Linked DNA regions of Homo sapiens: regions 2, 3 and 4 are each linked to region 1. The links are chromatin contacts, found by Hi-C in ENCODE. All regions are on one chromosome and are shown on one strand. The core of a region is the stretch at or near the end of the contact, and the rest is flanking DNA. Distances in the headings are between cores, read along the strand shown. Region 1 holds the start of ZNF133 (zinc finger protein 133). Region 2 holds the start of ZNF337 (zinc finger protein 337). Region 3 holds the start of ZNF337-AS1 (ZNF337 antisense RNA 1). Region 4 holds the start of ISM1 (isthmin 1).

Evidence for each region. Hi-C counts contacts between places; a loop is a spot of excess contacts on that map. Pooled maps may share reads with other maps.
Region 2: a map of CD4-positive, alpha-beta T cell shows a loop between it and region 1 (19-fold over the local background). The contact joins the promoter of ZNF337 here to the promoter of ZNF133 in region 1. A Hi-C loop is called at or near these places in 1 of 168 maps with a recorded cell type or tissue (CD4-positive, alpha-beta T cell) and 8 of 50 pooled maps.
Region 3: a loop to region 1 is called in a pooled map, with 18 times the contacts of the local background. The contact joins the promoter of ZNF337-AS1 here to the promoter of ZNF133 in region 1. A Hi-C loop is called at or near these places in 4 of 50 pooled maps.
Region 4: a map of CD4-positive, alpha-beta memory T cell shows a loop between it and region 1 (10-fold over the local background). The contact joins the promoter of ISM1 here to the promoter of ZNF133 in region 1. A Hi-C loop is called at or near these places in 2 of 168 maps with a recorded cell type or tissue (CD4-positive, alpha-beta memory T cell and naive thymus-derived CD4-positive, alpha-beta T cell) and 7 of 50 pooled maps.

The regions. Positions count from the first base shown.
Region 1 is chr20:18,286,238-18,290,773 of GRCh38, forward strand. ZNF133 (zinc finger protein 133) reads left to right here and starts at 2,290. Exons shown (of 7, transcript NM_001352452.2): 1 at 2,290-2,367. RefSeq lists enhancers at 1,863-1,912, 1,992-2,897, 2,003-2,342, 2,903-3,022.
Region 2 is chr20:25,695,053-25,699,588 of GRCh38, forward strand. ZNF337 (zinc finger protein 337) reads right to left here and starts at 1,801. Exons shown (of 5, transcript NM_015655.4): 1 at 1,707-1,801. LOC107985400 (a long non-coding RNA gene) reads left to right here and starts at 1,989. Exons shown (of 2, transcript XR_007067557.1): 1 at 1,989-2,111. RefSeq lists an enhancer at 1,205-1,314.
Region 3 is chr20:25,621,852-25,626,387 of GRCh38, forward strand. ZNF337-AS1 (ZNF337 antisense RNA 1) reads left to right here and starts at 2,194. Exons shown (of 4, transcript NR_126465.1): 1 at 2,194-2,284. NANP (N-acetylneuraminic acid phosphatase) reads right to left here and starts at 2,163. Exons shown (of 2, transcript NM_152667.3): 1 at 2,008-2,163. The coding sequence starts at 2,097. RefSeq lists enhancers at 1,436-2,111, 2,083-2,252 and a silencer at 1,853-1,912.
Region 4 is chr20:13,219,239-13,223,774 of GRCh38, forward strand. ISM1 (isthmin 1) reads left to right here and starts at 2,036. Exons shown (of 6, transcript NM_080826.2): 1 at 2,036-2,676. The coding sequence starts at 2,539. It also overlaps a transcript of TASP1 not described here. RefSeq lists silencers at 1,819-1,938, 2,398-2,467.

The DNA.
Region 1 (4,536 bases), core at 1,040-3,539:
AAAAGAAAATATAAGTATAGAATCATGGTCTTTCTGAGATTTAGGAATTTGGAGATTCTTTAATCTAGCTGCTTATATTCAATTTAAAGATCTGAGCCCCTGATTGGTTTAAAGCCTTGTTACCCAGTCTGGTCTGAAGACAAGCAGTACCAGCATCATCTGGAAGCTTATTAGAAATGCTGATGCTTGGGCTCCATCAGGCATTCTGATTCAGAATTTGCTGCTTACAAGATCCCAAGTGACATGTATGCATGTTTTTGAGAGCGCTGGGTTAAATGATCTACCGAGGTATATGGTTCAGAAATAGCAACAACCAATAACTAAACTTCTGATTTTCCAAAACAAGATCTCTCTTCTACATTATTACACAACATCTTCCCTTCTCAAGAGGAAAACAGCTCTGTTATGAATAATGGATGCCCAGGCTCCACTGCAAACTCATTTCTTGGGGTGGTGTTCAGGCATTGTATTTTTAAAAGCTTCCAAGTACAGCCAGGGTTAGAAGAGTCTCAAGTAGTCACTATAGTATAGTGATCAGGGAAGGTTTCACGAAAGAGAGCTAGGTATTTGGTCTTGAAGGACCAGATGGATTCAGAGGAGCTAAGGGTATTCCAGATGAGGTATGGCATGGAGTGGGTGGGAAATGCCAGGAGAAAAAGAGGACATGGCAGCAAAGAGTGTTTTAGAAAGCAGGCAATCCAGATTTCTAGATGGAAACTCCTAATTATTAAATGCTGAGGTCTGTCAAAGATGAAACTGGAGGCTGGACACACCAAATATCTGTATGACAGAGCTGTACATCTAGACGGTGGACATCTAGCATCCCTGTCTATATGCAAGTCAGCTGGCTGCAAGACCACGTGCTGCTGAAAATCTCACTGTGGTCATGACAGTCCACCCAGTGGCTCAGACCCTGAGATTCTGTTCACACTTCCTACACTCTTCCTTACTCGTCTGTGTTCTTCCAACTCCTCATCTTGCCTAATTCCTCAGGCAGCACCTCATCCTGTAAGTCTTCATTTCCAGGCTTAAGAGATGTCAGCCATCTGTGTCTTTATTGTACAGCCAGCACAAGTGAACACTTGAACACAGGCATCCCTGCATTGTTGTTCTGAACCTTTATGTGTATTAACAACTAATTTCTTGGTGATGACTGACTCATGAGGCAGAGAATGATGTTGAGGGATGAATCCAATTGACACTGGACATGTCTCCGGAGCCAGGACTGAACTGAATTCACAATAAATAATGTAGCCTCGGGGTACCAGAAGGGAATGGATTCACCCTCTGAGAGCTACAAAAGAATTTTAGGAAATTCTCATCTCCCTGGCCCTTCAGACAGTGGTCATTTTCTTGGTCTTCCAAGAGAATGACAAAGTTTCAGAAAGCCTATCTGAGGAAGGTGAAGGGCAGTGAGAGGGTGCACGGGTGGAAAAGCCCTCTCAAGAGTGACGTGGGCCTTCCCCTCGAGCTCCCCAGATGGGGCGTCCCAGATGGCACCAGCGCAATCTTGTTCTCAACCAGGATCCCGGACAAAGACCTAGAGATCCAAGCCGACGGCAGGCCAAGCTCTGGCCCGAGACTGAGGCTTCTGCTTCTCAGGAGATGAGAGTTTAACAATAACTTCGTGGATTTCAAAAAGAAGAAAAAGGTCTCAGGGCACCGGAAAAGGTGTATTCGGGTTGAGGGCGTGGGCTCAGAATCGGGTCTACCTCGTACGGGATGTGAGACTTCAGGCAGACTGCTCGGCCTTTTCAAGGCTTTAAATGGAGCTAAAGGGTATACGACATGACGTTCGCCCGGTGTTTAGGAATATGGGGCGTGACTTTCCAAGCAGGCGGCTGGAGCCAGGGAGACCACAGGCCGCTGCAACACAAACCAGCACCTGAACAAGCTTGGTCAGCCAGCGGTACACCTCCGCCAACCCCAGAAGCCGAACAGATGCGCCCCGAAACGTCATTTCCGCGCGCCAAGGGGCGGGGCCGGTACCGGGTGCGGAAGTCGCTCCAGGGGTCACTGGGAAGTGTAGTTTTCGAGACAGAGGCGCTCAGAAGGAGGGTCACAGTAGGGCCAGGCACTCTTCTCGGGAGCTCCTACGTGTTTTATGCACGTGGTTAAGAAAAAAGAGGGAGAATTCAGGTGCCACAGTGGCCATTCTCCGGTGACCGGAGCGTGTTACTCAGAAACGGATCCGTCAGAGGCCAATGGGAGCTGCCGGCCTTCAGGGCGCGCCTGGTGGCGCCGAGCATCCTGGGAGGTGTGGTCCGGGCGCTGTGCCGAGGATTCGGGGTAGTGTAGTCCTGGCGCCCCGCTGGAGGAGCTCCCCAGCTGGTGGCTGGAGCGACCCCTTGTTCTTTGGTGGCGCTGGTGAGTGAGGCTCCCGCGGGACCCTTGCCGCAGCCGTACCCTTTTCTGCGCGAAAAGGAAGGTCCCGAAAGGCTGGACTATGGGCTGAATTTGGGGACCGTGCGGGTGGCGCGGGGGTGGTGATTGTGGTGGGAACGCGCTGGCGTGGCGCAGGCCGTCCTCTCCCAGATGTCTTATTTTGGGGGTGTGGGCGTGCATCTCCAGGGGAGTTGGGTGAAGCCCATCCGTGAAACTGGATGGTGATGAGTGGGGGATCGGGCTCTCTCTCCTAGGGTTCTTGTGGGTGGGGACAGGTTCGGCTTTGGCTGAAGTCGGGTATTGGGAAAGGGAGTCGCTGATGCCATAAGTCCCCGGTTTTGGGGGAGTTGAATAAATAAGCTTTTTGGGGGAATGGTATTTCCCAGGTGGTGGAATGGGAACCATCCCTGGGGCCATGTGTCCCCGAGGCATTGGTCGGTTGAGGGCTAGTCTCTTGGGGCCACACTATTCTTCGGCTTTGCTGGAGTGGAATGAGGAGCGGTCTGGCTTGACCAAACAAGCCAAGGTTAGACTGGATCTGGGGTGGCCATTTTGCCGCGATCTTAGGGTTTCACTTTGGTTGGTCACCCCCGGGTTCGGGCGTTGGAGGAGGAAGTCTGGCTGGGACGCACAGGACAGGTTTTTTCCAAAGGTCCCAGGGACCGTCATTGATCGCAAGAATTACGGATTCCCAGGCCCCTGGTGTGGCCAGGCTTTGGGATTTTACATTCCATTTAAGTTTTTATTGCGGAGAAATTTCAAACAGCCAGAAGTAGATAGAACTCTATAGACCAGATCTCCATCACCCAGATTCAACACTTAAAACCTTATGACCAATCTTGATTCATCTCAGAATGGACACAGAGAATCCTTGCAATCCAGAGTTCACCGTCACTGCCCTTACTGTGTAAGAGCACGGTCTCCACAGCCACATTTCCTCTAGGCTCTGTCACTTTATAGCTGTGTCACCTTGGGCAAGATGCTGACTTCACTGTACCTCAGTTTCCTCGATTTTATCCTAAAGAGGATAATAGCATCTATCGTATTGGGTTGTTGAAAGGATAGAATGAGGTGAAACTCCTACAGTGGCTGTAACAGTCTCTGGTGTATACTAAGTGTTCAGTGAATATTACCTTTCATTAATAACAGGCACAGAGAAGGTCGCTTCATGCTCAGCGTCAACAGCATATCAGGGCAGGTCGTGCTTTCAACCTGTACCCCAGCTGTGTTCCCAGGAAGCTGCCCGCAGTTCTTTTCTCCTTTTCTTCTGTGGCAGGTTCATTCCTGATGCTGTTAAGGAATAGGAGGTACTGCCCTGCTGGAGAGGATTTCCCTTGATTTTCTTGAACGCTTTTTGTTCTTGTTCTGCCTCCCTGTGGCTCCTGTCTGCCCAGAGAGGACTGCCTGCTGGGGAAAGGGGGTACTCCTGAGCTCCTGACAGCCCAGCTTCAGGTGGGTGCCACTTACCTTTTGCATTTCGAACCATGAGTGGGTTTCTTTTGCTCAGCTTTGACGTCTGTGTTCTACAATGTCCCATCCAGGGATCAGGGCCCCAGCTGGTTCCTTCAGGAAACTAGGCTTGTTTTAAGAGTGATCATTTTCACAGGGAATATTTTTCAGAGCTGATGCTCTCATTCATTACACCTATATTCTTCCCCTACATTCCTTCTTTCAGTATTTGTTCAGACTGCTCATTCCCAGGGCTTGTCAGGTCCTGTGAAGTTGTTAACATTCTGTTCTTCTGTCTTCCAATACTCTCACTTACTCTTTTCCCTGCTAGAGTTTTGGCAGCAAATCCCAGTTATATCATTTCACCTGGGAACACTTCAGGAGGCATCTCTAACACATAAGGACTTCTTTTTTTAACATAACCACAATTTCATTGTTATACAGTTACATTGTTACAATTATATTTTGTTATACCCAACAAAATTAATAACTTATTAATATCATTTAATATCTAGCCCATATTGTTTTCCCCCATTGTTAAAAAAAAAATCTTTTTTTTCCACCAGTCAGAACAGCCCTGGTCAGAGGCAGGAGAGGGAAAAGTATCTGGAAACAGCATCCCAGTTTTCCCTATCTCTGCCTCATTTCTCCTCCTATTTCTTCTGATCTTGCTGATCTGTGTTGACAGCCTTATAACTTGAT
Region 2 (4,536 bases), core at 551-3,050, 7.4 Mb after region 1:
CTGAGGTCAGGAAGTCAAGACCAGCCTCAGCAACATGGTGAAACCCCATCTCTACTAAAAATACAAAAATTAGCCAGGCGTGGTGGCGGGCGCCTGTAGTCCCAGCTACTCAGGAGGCTGAGGCAGGAGAACTGCTCAAACCTGGGAGGTGGAGGTTGCAGTGAGCTGAGATCACGCCACTGCACTCTAGCCTGGGCGACAGAGCAAGACTCTCTCTAAAAACAAAAACAAAAACACAAAAACCCAAAAAACTGAAAACAGACATTTACCATCTATTCTGAGAGTTGCCAACTAAGAGGCTTCATCTACATAATAAGAACTTTGATCTACGCAATCCCCTTAACTCTGGCATGCTTCTGATTCCAGTCTTCAGGCAGTAGCTTAAGTCTCTCAACCAACTGTCCACTAAAGAATCCCTAAGTGCCCCCATGAGGTGTAAACCCTTTGGAGATATACCAGCTTTTTGGGAGGAACCCGTGTATATCTTTCTCTTATTGATTTATGATTTTCTTTTTGGAGGCAGGATCTCGCTGTGTTACCCAGGCTAGCGTGCAGTGCAGCCAACATAGCTGGTTACAGCCTCCACCTCCTGGACTCAACTGACTGGGCCTCCCAAGTAGCTGAGGCCACAGGCATGGGACACCACGCCCCGCTAATTTTTTTATTTTTCTAATTTCATGTAGAGACAGGGTCTTGCTGTGCTGCCCAGGCTGCTCTGGAACTCCTGGCCTCCCAAAGTGCTGGGACTACAGGCATGAGCCACACTGCTCAGCCTGATTTATGACTTTACCTGAAATTCCTGTCTCCCTGAATTGTATAAAATTAACCTGCAAGCCTGACCATCTCGGGCACTTTCACAGGACCTCTTGAGGCTGAATAACCTGGGCCACAGTCACTCATACTGACTAGGAATAAACCTTTTTAAATATATTTTGGCAGAACCCGGATTTTGCCGTCATTAGCAAGGCCCCAGGGAAGAGGCCACCTGGGTCCCCACAGCCACCTCACCTCCCGCGGACGCTGCCCCACGCAGATCCCCCCCCCCCCCCACCAAAACACGTCTAGACGTGCCCGTGCGAGGACATTTGGTCCCGGCCTACACTCCTATCCGCGGAAGATCGTCCCAAGGCGGGGTGCTCCCAACCCAAAGCAGCGGCCCTTCCCCAAAACACGCGGGCGAAGTCCTCCCCTGTCCCGCCTCCCACAATAAAGTCTGGAGCATCAGAGTCGGAGGGAACCCGAGTCGGACCTAGCCCATCCGTCTCATGGCTGTAACCCCCACCCCACCAGTGGACCCTGGCTGTGGCCGAGTCCCCCTCCACCTCCGGCCAAAAGACCCCCGTGGCAGCTCGCTAGGCCGCTGGCCCGTCCCCACCCGAGGAGCGGCGACCCTGGCACAAGAGGACCTGGGTTGCTCGGCGCCCCTGTGAAATCCGGGCTGTTCACCGCCCGAGCCGCCACTACACGCAACCGGGAACGGAGACTGAGTGGCGGCCCAGACCCGGGGCGCTCGGCAAGCCGCAGCCCCACCGCCCACTTCAAGGCGCGGCCTGGGTCTCCGCCCCTCCCCAGAACGCGGAGACGCCGGGCCTGGAGGAGCGCGCGCTACGGCCCCAGCAGCGCCCTCACGTCCCAGGCCTTCCCGGCCCTTCTTCCTGCGCCGGAAGGGCGCGCTGCAGAGAGGGACCCGCAGGAGCGCAGCTCACCGGGGCGGCTGAGGGCGAACCGAGGCGGTGAGGTCACCGATGGTGGACCACGCATCTCACGGCTCGCTGACGCCCAGGGATCTGGAACGCTCTGCGCCGCCCGGGACTACACTACCCAGAATCCTCAGCGCGGCCGGGACTACGCTACCCAGCATCCTCGGCGCGGCCCGGAGGCTATGCGACCCTGCGCGTCGCATCCCCTCGGTGGACTACACTCCCCAGAGTCCTCGGGAGTCGTCCAGGTACACGCCCCAGAATATTGGTCATAGCGGTCCACCCGGGACTGCGCGACCCGGAATCCTTGGAAGGACTTCTCGGAAGGACTCCTCTCTGACAGGTGGGGCGAGCCTATGGTCGTTTGGACGTGGAGGGATCCTTTCAGAACCGGCGATTTCTTTTATTTAGGTAGCCCTATACATACATTAAGCATATTTTCCCATTTCTATGATATAGGTAAATAATTTTCCCACTGTCTTTTGATTATGGGTATGTCTTTTTTTTTTCTTTTGTTTCTTTTTTTTGCTATGTAGTACTTTTGATCTCTGATTTTCCTACGGATTTTGTGGTTTTATCATTCACATTTAGATCTCTCAATGGTTTAATTTTTCTCCAGGTACACACTGTAAATATACAATTATTTTTAAAATTTTCTAATATTTTATTAATTTCCCATTAAATTTATTAAAAATATAGTCTTTTACCAAATAATTTAAGGTTTCAGCTACATAATTCAGTATACTCAATTTACATTTGCATTTCAATTTCTAATTGTTCCCCCATTTATCTAATTATGCATCAATGCCAGAATTCTTTCATTATGTAGGGTGTATAATATGCTGATATCTTTTGTGGCTTGCCAAACCACGTAGACTTTATATTTCAGGCCTTTACTAGGTATACTTGCTGTTTGCTTTTTCTCTTTTGGTTTTTAAATTTTTAATTATTCTGGATAAATATTAGTTGTACATATTTATAGGGTACATGTTATGTTTTGATACAGGCATACAGTGTTTAATGGTCAAATGAGGGTGATTGGGGTATCCATCCCCTCAAGCATTTAGCATTTCTTTGTTTTAGGAAGTTTCCAATTCTCTCTTATTTTTAAATATATAGTAAAATTGTTCTTAACTATAGTCACTGTATAGTGCTACCAACTACTAGATCTTATTCATTCTAACTGTATTTTTGTATCGATTAACAAGTCCCTCTTTATCTCCTCTACCCACCATCCTTCCCAGCCTCTGTTAACTATCTCATTCTACTCTCCATCTCCATGAGTTCACGTTTTTAGCCCCACAAATGAGTGAGCACATGTGATATTTGTCATGCTGTGCCTCATTTCGCTTAACATAATGTCCTCCATTTTCATACATGCTATTGAAAATGACAGAATTTCATTCTTTTAATGACTGGCTAATATCCCATTGTGTTAATGTACCACACTTTCCTTATCCATTCATCTGTTGATAGACACTTTGATTCTATATCTTTACTATTTTGGATAGTGCTGTAGTAAACATGAGAGTGCAGATATATCCTTGAAATACTGATTTCCTTTCTTTTGGATATATACTCAGCAGTGGGATTGCGGGATCATGTATATATTTATTAATTCTTTTGAGGAACCTCCATACTGCTCTCCATAGTGGTTGTACTAATTTACATTCCTAACAACAGTGTATGAGGGTGTATCCACACCCTCACCAGTATTCACTATTGCCTGTCTCTTGAATAAAAGCTATCTTGACTGGGGTGACATTATATCTCATTGCGGTTTTGATTTACATTTCTCTGATGATTAGTGGCATTGAGCATTTTTTTTCATACACTTGTTGGCCGTTCATATATCTTATTTTGAGAGATGCCTATTCAGATCTTTTCTCCATTTAAAATATCAGATTGTCTTTTTCCTATTGAGTTGTTTTAGCTCCTTATATATATTCTGGCAATTACTTTCTTTTCAGATGGATAGTTTGCAAATTTTTTCTCCCATTCTGTGGATTGTCACTTCACTTTGTTGATTGTTTCCTTTGCTTGCAGAAGATTTTTATGTGATGTGGTCTCATTTGTCCACTTTTGCTTTAGGTGCTTGTGCTTTTGCAGTCTTACTCAAGAAATCTTTGTCCACACCAATGTCCTGGAGTGTTTCCCCAATGTTTTTTTCTAGTAGTTTTATAGTTTCAGGTCTTAGATTTACCTTTAATCCATTTTGATTTGATTTTTATATGTGGTGAGGGGATTGCTTTAGATTTCATTCTTCTGCAAATGGATATCCAGTTTTTGCAGTGCCATTTATTGAAATGACTGTCTTTCCCCAATGTAAGTTCTTTGCACCTTTGTGGGATATAAGTTGAACTATAAATGTGTGGATTTATTTCTGGGCTCTCCACTCTGTTCCATTGGTCTGTGTGCCTGTTTTTATGCCAGCATTTTGCTGTGTGGATTACTATAGTTTGCATAATTTGAAGTCAGGTAATGTGATTCCTCCAGCTTTATTACTTTTGTTCAGGATGGCTTTGGCTATTTTGGATCTTTCATGGTCCCATATAAATTTTAGGATTAATTTATCTATTTCTGTGAAGAATGTCATTGATATTTTGATTGGGATTGCATTGAATCTGTAGACAAGGTGGAATGGACATTTTAATAAGATTAATTCTTCTAGTCCAAAAACACGGACTATCTTTCCATTTTTTGTATCCTTTTCAATTTCTCTCATCAATGTTTTATAGTTTTTGTTGTAGAGATCGTTCACATCTTTGGTTGATTTTATTCCTAGCTATTTTATTTTATTTGTAACTTTTATAAACAGGTTACTTTCTTGATTTCT
Region 3 (4,536 bases), core at 944-3,443, 7.3 Mb after region 1:
CCATTCATAAATTATTTACAATGATTTGTAATTATAAAGGAGGCAGTAATAGAACCAAGTCTCGAAGTAAAAATTTGTATCCATCCATCCAGCATTTATTCAACATTTGCCATGTGTCAAACGAGGATAATTAAGACAGCTTGTTCCCTCCCAAGAAGCTCACTATTTAGTAGTAGGCACCTGAGTTGCAAAATTAATTGAAATATCCTTTGACAGATGCATTAAGAAATATCTGAACAAAATACAGCACTACTATAAGTGAGGGTGTAAAGACCAGGGAGGCATACGATTTAGTCTTTGTTTTAAAAATATTGCTGTGGCAAGAATGTGGAGGACACACTGGATGTGGTAAACCTGGAGACAAGCCCACAGCAACAGTCTAGGTGAGAGATGAGTTCAGCTGTAACTGAGACATGCACGGGGCATGTGCAGTGGTGGACAGACAGCGTACGAGGGTGGAAGGTGCTATAGTTCGCTGAGTGGACACTGCAACCATGGGCTTCCCAAGTATTACAGGGTTATTGAGGACTAATATAATTCACATTTTATGAAGATATAAGGCTCCGAGTGGTTAATTCCTTGAGGCACTTTCAGCTAGGTTTTGGGAGAGCTGTGATTCATATTCAAATGTCTGATTTTAAAGCCCAAACTCTGGGCCTACAGCAAGAATTGGCCTAAAGCAATAATTTAATTGAAATGCACAGGACTCAGCTTACTAATAACACACAGGTAAATATGTAACATCTGCAGCGAGAGATACTGGAGGCAATATGGCACAGGGTGGCACCCCTGAGGTGGAGGCCAACAAGTTAAAAGTGTGGAATGCCTCAGTAAAGTCATGAAGACAGACTTTAAAAATGTCTACTGATTCCGGCATTTTGGGAATGCCTAGTGATCCAGCAAGTCTATTTCAGTCTAGCGGTGAAGATAAAGCGACATTACGATGGATTTAGTAATAAATAGGAGGTAGAGACAAGGAGATAACGGGTATAGATTTCTCCGGGAAAACATGGCTGTCAAGAGAGACAGGCAACATCTACAGCAGGAAGAATAGCCCAAAGGGAGGCATCCTTTTTACAGCTTTTTTAAAACTATAGGGCAAACATGAATATGCGGCAGGAGTGGAATGCAGCTAAAAAGAAAACGGATGAGGTAGTGGAAGATCCAGGGACACAAAAACTAACTGATGAAGCATGAAGAGGACGGGGCGCTCAGGTTTGGATGAATTAGCTTTTGAAAGTGAGTTTTCCACATCTGATAAATCCTTCCCTTTCCCCTTGAAGCTGAAGGTAGAGAAAGGGAAGCCGGGGTGGACTGGGGCTGGAACACGGGAAGGTCTGAAAGCGCCTCCGCGCGTGTAGAGGGGCAGTGCCGCGGAGGAGCGCCTCAGGAAGGGCATGCCCTCGCAGCACGGGCTTTTGCTGTGTCACGTGTCAGAAAGCCACGGTGACCACCACCCCGCCAGGGAGGCCAGAAGAAGTTCTGCGGCGACAATTCTCTAAAGCAGGGCTTAAGTCCAGGCTCGGTACTGACAGCCGTGTCCCTTCTTGGGTCAACACTGGGGCTAACTCTACCATGTCTCCTCCCAGCAACCCCGAAAGTCGCATGGGGGACACGACCCTCTGTCGAGCTCCACACCGACAGTCTGACCGGGGGCGGGACCAGCGCCTGGTCTCGCGGCTTTGCTGTCGCCTCCCGCGCCCACGGGCACCTCCGCCACCGTGGCAGCCGTCACGGAGCCCTTCCGCGTCCCGAGCGCCAAGGCACCTGCGAGCAGCCGCTCCAGGGCTCGAGATTGGGTGACAAGCGGCCGCCAGGCCAGGGAAAGCAGACCCGCAGGGCCCGCGCGCCTCCAGCCACCTCCGCACCCGCACGCTCCACAGGTTTCAACCAGCAAGAGCGGCCCGCGGCGCCGGGGTGGAAGTGGGGTCAAGGGGAGGTGAGCGTGCAGGACGGGGCGGGGCGCACTGACCCCGCCCAGAGGAGCGCCATGGGTGGGGACGTTACCTCCAACATGCCTCTCCTGCTCGCCCCGGCCGTGTCGATGAGAGTGTTGTCCAAGTCAAAGAAAACCGCCCGCACGCGGCTCAGCCCCATAGCGCCGGCCGCTGGCGCGAACCGTAGCCTTGCCACCGCCGCCTGCGCATGCGCAAGGCGGACTGCCCAGAGAGACGTGGGAGGAGCCGCGAAGTCACCAGACCATCTCCCGGCGCGGGTGGAATTCCCGCGATCTGTCTCATTCCCTGCGCCGCCGAGAAAAGTGAGATCCCGCGAGACTCCCAGGGTATGGTCTCTCAAGAGCCCTGGAAACGTGTGTCGGCGCCGCCGGATGCGGCGACTTCTCAGTGGCTGTGGCTGGCGTTGGTCCGAAGCGTGGTGTTCTTCCCTGGTGTCTTTCTGCTTATCTCTTTCCTCCCTGGGCCCTCCGGCGCGAGGGACCGTCATCACCTCCCCGAGAGAGGTTGTCCGCGCTGCCAGGCGCTGGGCAGCAGGCTCTCCGGGTGGCCGGGCGGGCGGCGCGGAGACGTCGGCGGGCCTGATGTCTGCCTTGAGCGCCCGCGGTCCTAGCCTGCCTGTACGCGCAGGTCACTGTAGGTGATCTGGGGACGGGGGAAGGTGGAGCCTGCGCCTTCCCGCCTCGCGCCATTTGCGGCCTTCGCCGGGGTGGAATCCCTGTCTGCCTGGGCCCGCGCCAGCACGTTTCTGAAGGATGTGACTTGGGTCTCTTACAACCCGTTTAGTACCTGTGCCCTAAGACGGAGGGGCTGTGTAGTGGCTGCCCCATGTTTTGCCCTTCCTGATTGTTTTCCTGAAACCTTGCGTTCTCAGGTCTTTGGATGCCTTTTACTCGGTTGTTTTCAGGCATAGCAAGAGGTTGAGGGACGTCGACCGCCTTTTAAACCCGCGGAAGGGCTGTAGCAACTCTTGTCTCCTAGTGCTGGCAGAACGGGGATCGTAACACTAATCTCTAATCTTTGTCTCTCTTGGGTACCTTTACTGTAATTTGGATATGTGGTCATCATTAGTGACCAGAAATTGACTGTCAGGTACAGGCCAATTACCTGATTTTGTTTAGCCAGTGAGCTAAGTGGTTTTTTTTATTTTTTAATTTATTTTTATTTTTATTTTCGAGATGGAGTCTTGCTCTGTCACCCAGTCTGGCGTGTAGTGGCACGATCTTGGCTCACTGCAACCTCCGCCTCCCGGGTTCAAGCAATTCTCCGGCTTCAGCCTCCTGAGTAGCTGGGATTACAGGCGCATGCCACCACCCCCCGGCTAATTTTTGTATTTTTAGTAGAGACGGAGTTTCACCATGTTGGCCAGGCTGGTTCTCGAACTCCTGACTTCGTGATCCACCCGTCTTGGCCTCCCAAAGAGCTGGGATTACAGGCGTGAGCCACCGCGCCTGGCTAAGGGTGATTTTTACATTTGTAAATGGATTTAAAAAATCAAAATAACAGTGTTTTGTTACACATGAAAATCAAGAAATTTTAGTGCCCATAGTTGCATTAGAACACAGCGCACACATTCATTTCTGTATCGTCTGTGGCTGCTGTTGCCATACAGAAGCAGACAGAGTTGAGTAATTGTAAGCGAGACCACGTGGCTGGAAATCCTAAAATATTCATTATTTAGCTCTTTAGAGAAAAAAATTGCCAGTCTCTCACCTCGCTGGTGGAACTCCTTAACAGACCACTGATGTTCAGTAGGTTAGATTAATTGGTTTATCTTTATATTAATAGGAGTTTCTTCTGCAGCGTTAGACTACCTACAGTTTCTATATTTTATGGAGCACAATCACAGTTGACATCTCATTGCTATGGTGGAGAATAAACCCATAGGCATTCCTCAAAACCATGACTCCTTTCTGTGCTTACCTCATTGACGTATAGGGCTAGCCTATCAATTGTGGACATTTAGATTAGCAATCAGCCAAAATTATGGTGAATTAATTGGAGTTACTTTTAATTGCCTGAAATGTCAGAATCAATTTAGCATAAAACTATAGGCACAGGAAGCTTATAGGATTGGAGCAGCTTTTTTTTTTTTTTTCTGACTTGCATGCAGAGTTTGTTGTTTGCTGATTTAGGCAAAAATCTAAGGTTAGATGAGGCATAGCAGTCTGTATAATCCTTTTAAGGGGATGCGTTGTTTGATAGATTTCCTTTTGTGACAAGTCGTCTAATGGCATTCCATGACCTGTCCAACTTTGTGTAGAGCACCCTATTCTGTTGCTGTTCATAAAAATCTGAATCTGTTGTCCCACACATAGCACCAATTGAAAATAAAAAACAGGAGAGGGAGGATTAAAATTGGCCTATACCGCCTCCTCCAATTGCAGAAACATCGGTGCTGCCTCCTTCGGTAGTAGAAATAGAAACCCCAACACAAAGAATTTTACGCTCTGCTGTCATAGCTGGAGAGCCCTTAGGACCTTGCGCTTTTCCTGTTTCCATAAGGCCTGATCCAAATAATCCATAGTAGGTAATTCATGAACACACTCCACAGGAATTTAAGTTGTTGAAGGAATTAAAA
Region 4 (4,536 bases), core at 786-3,285, 5.1 Mb before region 1:
AACAATCCTTAAAACTCTTTGGCTGTGGGATTCTAGTTTGCCATCTTAATTTATACATTCTATTTCGGCGCTGATTCTCCAGCCCTTTCCCTTTTAAGTGATCCTAATTAGAAAACACACAGGAGGATCCTTCCAGGATTTAAAAGCTGCTGGGATCCCCTCTTTGATCTCCCATCTGAAATACGGACGGTTATTGTTTCGCGTTTCCCCCCACTCCCCCCGACCCGCACTCCAGTGACAATTATTGGCATTTTAGAGCCTAGAGATAGAAATAAGATGTCTGACAGGCCCGGCTGCCTAAAAATCCAAAGCAAGCACCCCTCCAAACATCTCCCCTCCTCCCTCGCACCGTTCCCCACCCAAAAAAAAATAATGAAAAGGAAAAAATATAGCAGACTCTATAAACAGCTGCCAATTTATTAATAAGATGCTGGAGTTAGTTAGAATTTTAAAGATGCTTCAGGCATCTTTAAGGAGGCAGCAAGCCCTTCCTCTCCCGGGCACAAATAAGCCCAACCAGCAGACCCTACCTTAACTACCGCTATTTAAATTCTGCAAAGTACCGCGGTGACCGGAGGAACCTTCGCAAAGGCGCAAGGGTTTGCCTTAATTTGGTTAATACTTGGTTGAGATGCCTTGCGAGAACTCGAAAGCAGTTGAATTAAGAATCTTAAATCTTTCTAGGACGCGGAGAAGGAAGGTAGGAAATTGGGGAGGGGGAAAGGGAGGCGTGCCGTCAAGAAAGAGTTGATTATTTATTTAATTTCATTCACCAAGGGAGAATTCGGAGGCTCCATCCCGGAGGCACTGGGGTCCGGGACGCGGGAAAGGCTTGGAAATGTGCGACGCGGCTGTGTGCGAACGCGTGGACTAGGTCTTGGCTCGCTGGGAGGGAAGGGCTGGGCCGGCGCTGGGGAGGAGGAAGGGAGGGAACGGGTAGGAGGAGGGGAAGCGCAGTATAAAAGTCCCGGCCGGACTGAGCGTCCGCTACTCCGAGTCACTTCGGTAAGGCGGGAGCCCGAGCAAGGTCAAGGAGGGAAGTGCGCGGTGCCACGGACCGACACAGTTCGCTCTAGCATCTGACGCTCGGACTCCGCGCCCTCAGCCGGATCCCAGAGCCCTTCCATTCGCCAACCGCCCACTGCAAGGCATGAGCCGCACGCGGGAGCCCGAGGCTGCAGCGCGGTCATGAGGCGGTGGCCCGGGATCGACAGCTGCGCGACGCCAGCCCCCAAATCCCCTCTGGGCGCGGCACCCCCGGGATGAGCCCCCCACAGAGGCAAGCCCACTAGAGCTGAGATTCACTCCGAGTTCCTGAGCGCCTGAGCCGCGGGCACTGCGTCTCTGCAGCTTCCAGCCAACACCTGCGCCCGTGACCAGACGAACGCCTAGAGAGTCGGACTCCCCTCCCTTCCCAGGCTCTACGGGGCGCCGCGGATCCGCGAACAGCCGTGCCCGGCTAGCGGGCGGCCCAGCAAGTGTCAAGACCCTTCGGAACGACACTTTGGCACTCCTCCTCTCCCCCGACTGCTTCAGGCAGGGGTCGCAGGCAGACGCATGGCTTGTCCGGCGCCCCCTCCGTTTTCCATCACTGCAACTCCAGCTCCAGTTTGCCAATAAAGGTTTCTAAAGCAGCCCAGGCACCACCCCACCCACCCACAGCCCCGAGCCTCAGTGTGCACAAGGGCTCTACCCGCGCCCGTCACAGCGACCTCGGCAGCGGGCACTTGGTACAGCCCGGCAGGCTGACGCTGCCGCCGAGGGCGCCCCGGCTACCGCCAAACCGTGACAACCTCGGTGTGCCCGGGGCCCCCATCTGGAACCGGCCCTCCCCGGGACTCCGAGTGCGGGGCGGCGCGGCAGGCGGCCCCGAGGAGCGCGGAGAGTAGTGGAGGTGGCTTGCCGGGTGAGTGGCTCGGGGCGGCGAGGGCGGGGGCGCCAAGCGTGGAGGTAACTCCCGGCCGCAGCTGAAGCCCTCCTACTCCTCCTCCTCCTCCTCCTCCTCCTCCTCCTCCTCCTCCTCCTTCTCCTTCTCCTCCTCCTCCTCCCCGCGCTTCTCTGGCGGCCGCTCCCGCTCCAGCTGCGGCGCCGCGGCCACATCTGGGGCGCCCATGTGCGCTCGGGGGCTCGGCTGCGCCCGCCCCGCCGCCGACCCCGCAGCCCCCTGCCAGCAGGGTGGCCTCCGGCCCGGCCCGGGTCCCGGGCTGTCCCGGGACCCAGTCTCCGTCTCCGCCGCCGCCGCCGCCAGGCAGCGCCGGGGCTTGCTCCGCAGCCGGCTTGGACACCCCCGGCCTCGCGGTGGCTCCGCCGTGGTGCGGCGGCGGCGGCGGCGGCGGCGCCGGCAGCTCCTGCTCCCCCGGCCCCGCACACCCCGCCGCGCCCAGCGCCAGCCCCGCGGGCCCGGGAAGCGGAGCCCTGGCGGGAGCCGAGGCGGGAGCCGCGCTGCCGGGCTCCCGGGCTCCTACTCCTCCTCCCCCGGCGTCACCGCCGCCGCCGCCGGCCGCCGCGCCGGGTCCTAAAGCCGCGCGTCTCAAAAGGATGGTGCGCCTGGCGGCCGAGCTGCTGCTGCTGCTGGGGCTGCTGCTGCTCACGCTGCACATCACCGTGCTGCGCGGCTCGGGAGCCGCCGACGGGCCCGACGCGGCCGCGGGCAACGCCAGCCAAGCCCAGCTGCAGGTGAGTGCGCCGCCGGAGAGGGCCGTGCGCGGCTGCGGGGACGGTTTGTGGGGCGGGGGTGCTGAGCTAGTGCCGGGTGGATGCAGGGAGGCAGGTCCCCTGCCCCACCTAAGAGCAACTGTTTTGGCAGTAGTTTTGCCCGGGCCACTTGACTTAGGCAGAGGCGGAGCGGGGGCACGTGCCTGGAGGCTGCACCCGGCTTCCAGGTCTGCGGGCTGCGCTCCTTCAGTTCTGTCTGTCACGGGTCAGGTGCGGGGTTGGTGGGGAGGTGGGAAGGAGCGAGGTTTGGGATGAGCAGAGGAAGTGTGGAGAATGTGCTTGCTTGGGGGTGCTACCAGTCTTTCGTTGCCCTTCGGAGGCTGAGTAATGTTACTCGAGGCTGGAGGGACGCAAGGAGACTTTATAGGATGATATCCCTGAAGTCTTTGGGAGAAAGAACTCCGGGAGTCTACCCCTTTAGGAAGCAATGCCAAAGGTCAGGACATAATTTCCCAAGGAGAATAGCCAGGCATCCCCTCCTCACCCTCAGGGTTCCCTTGCTTCCAGTGTTCCTCTTCCTCCGGGAGCCTCGCCTGAGGTTCCCCCCTCCCCCCTTGTGCCCCCTTGGTCATGGGGAAGGTGCAGAGTGAAGGCACCGGTAGTGATTTGGGCCAGGGTTACCTGGGGCTTTTAAACTTGTAGCAAAGTCTTTCTCCCAAGGATCTTCCCCGTTGAAGGTCGCTTTAGCAATGGGATTCTGTTTATCCATTTCAACTTCAGGGCAAGGAGAGGGCGTAGTGGACGGTCAGACATAATGTGAGTTCTGACTTAGGAATAGAATTGCCCAGCTAGGCATTTCCTGCCGCTATGTTAGCGCCTTTCCTTGAGTCTAGGGGTGGGACAACTGTAAACTTGGAGCATAGGCAAAAGCAAGCAGGGATTTTCCCAGGAGGCAGAGGGGATTCTCTGGCTCCTAAAATCTGCTCAAACCAGGCGCGGTGGCTCACGCCTGTGATCCCAGCACTTTAGCAGGCAGAGGCGGGTGGATCACCTCAGGCCAGGTGTTGGAGACTATCCTGGCCGACATGGTGAAACCCCGTCTCTACTAAAAATACAAAAATTAGCTGGGCGTGGTGGCGCACGCCTGTAGTCCCAGTTACTCGGGAGGCTGAGGCAGGAGAATTGCTTGAACCCGGGAGGTTGTAGTGAGCTGAGATCGCGCCACTGCACTCCAGCCTGGGCGACAGAGCGAGACTCCGTCTCAAAAAAAAAATAAAATAAAATAAAATAAAATAAAATAAATAAATAAATAAATAAAATGAAATAAGCATTATTCATTGTTCCCAAAGGCCTTTATATTCATTGTCTTTGATAATTCACTTTTTACATCTTTATACAATTTATTGCGAAAAACTTTACCGTAAAGAGAAAACTAATAAAACACTTCCATTGTGTTTACTACGTGCCACCGTTTTAAGTACTTTACAGAATTTAACTCACTTAATTTAACCATAATCTTACAAGACATGGTACTGTTAATATAGCCTCATTTACAGATGCAAAAACTGAGGTACAGAGAGGTTAAAAAACTTGTCAAAGTTCAGACATTCCAAACTCTTGATTACACCAAATTTTGTCTCTACCAGGATAGACTAAAGCAAGGTGATTATTGCACGCAATTACAAAACAGTAGAAAAGTACACACCCCAAAGCTTAAAGTTGTTTTAACTTTGAGACATTTCTAAAAATGTCCTAACTTTGTGGGTTCTCTCACCTTCTCCCGTGGGTAGATAAGTACAGTGACAGACTGAGGGAATTTCTATGCGGAAGTTGAAGATGCCACCATCCTATAGACTGGGGCACCCACCAATCTAACACTGC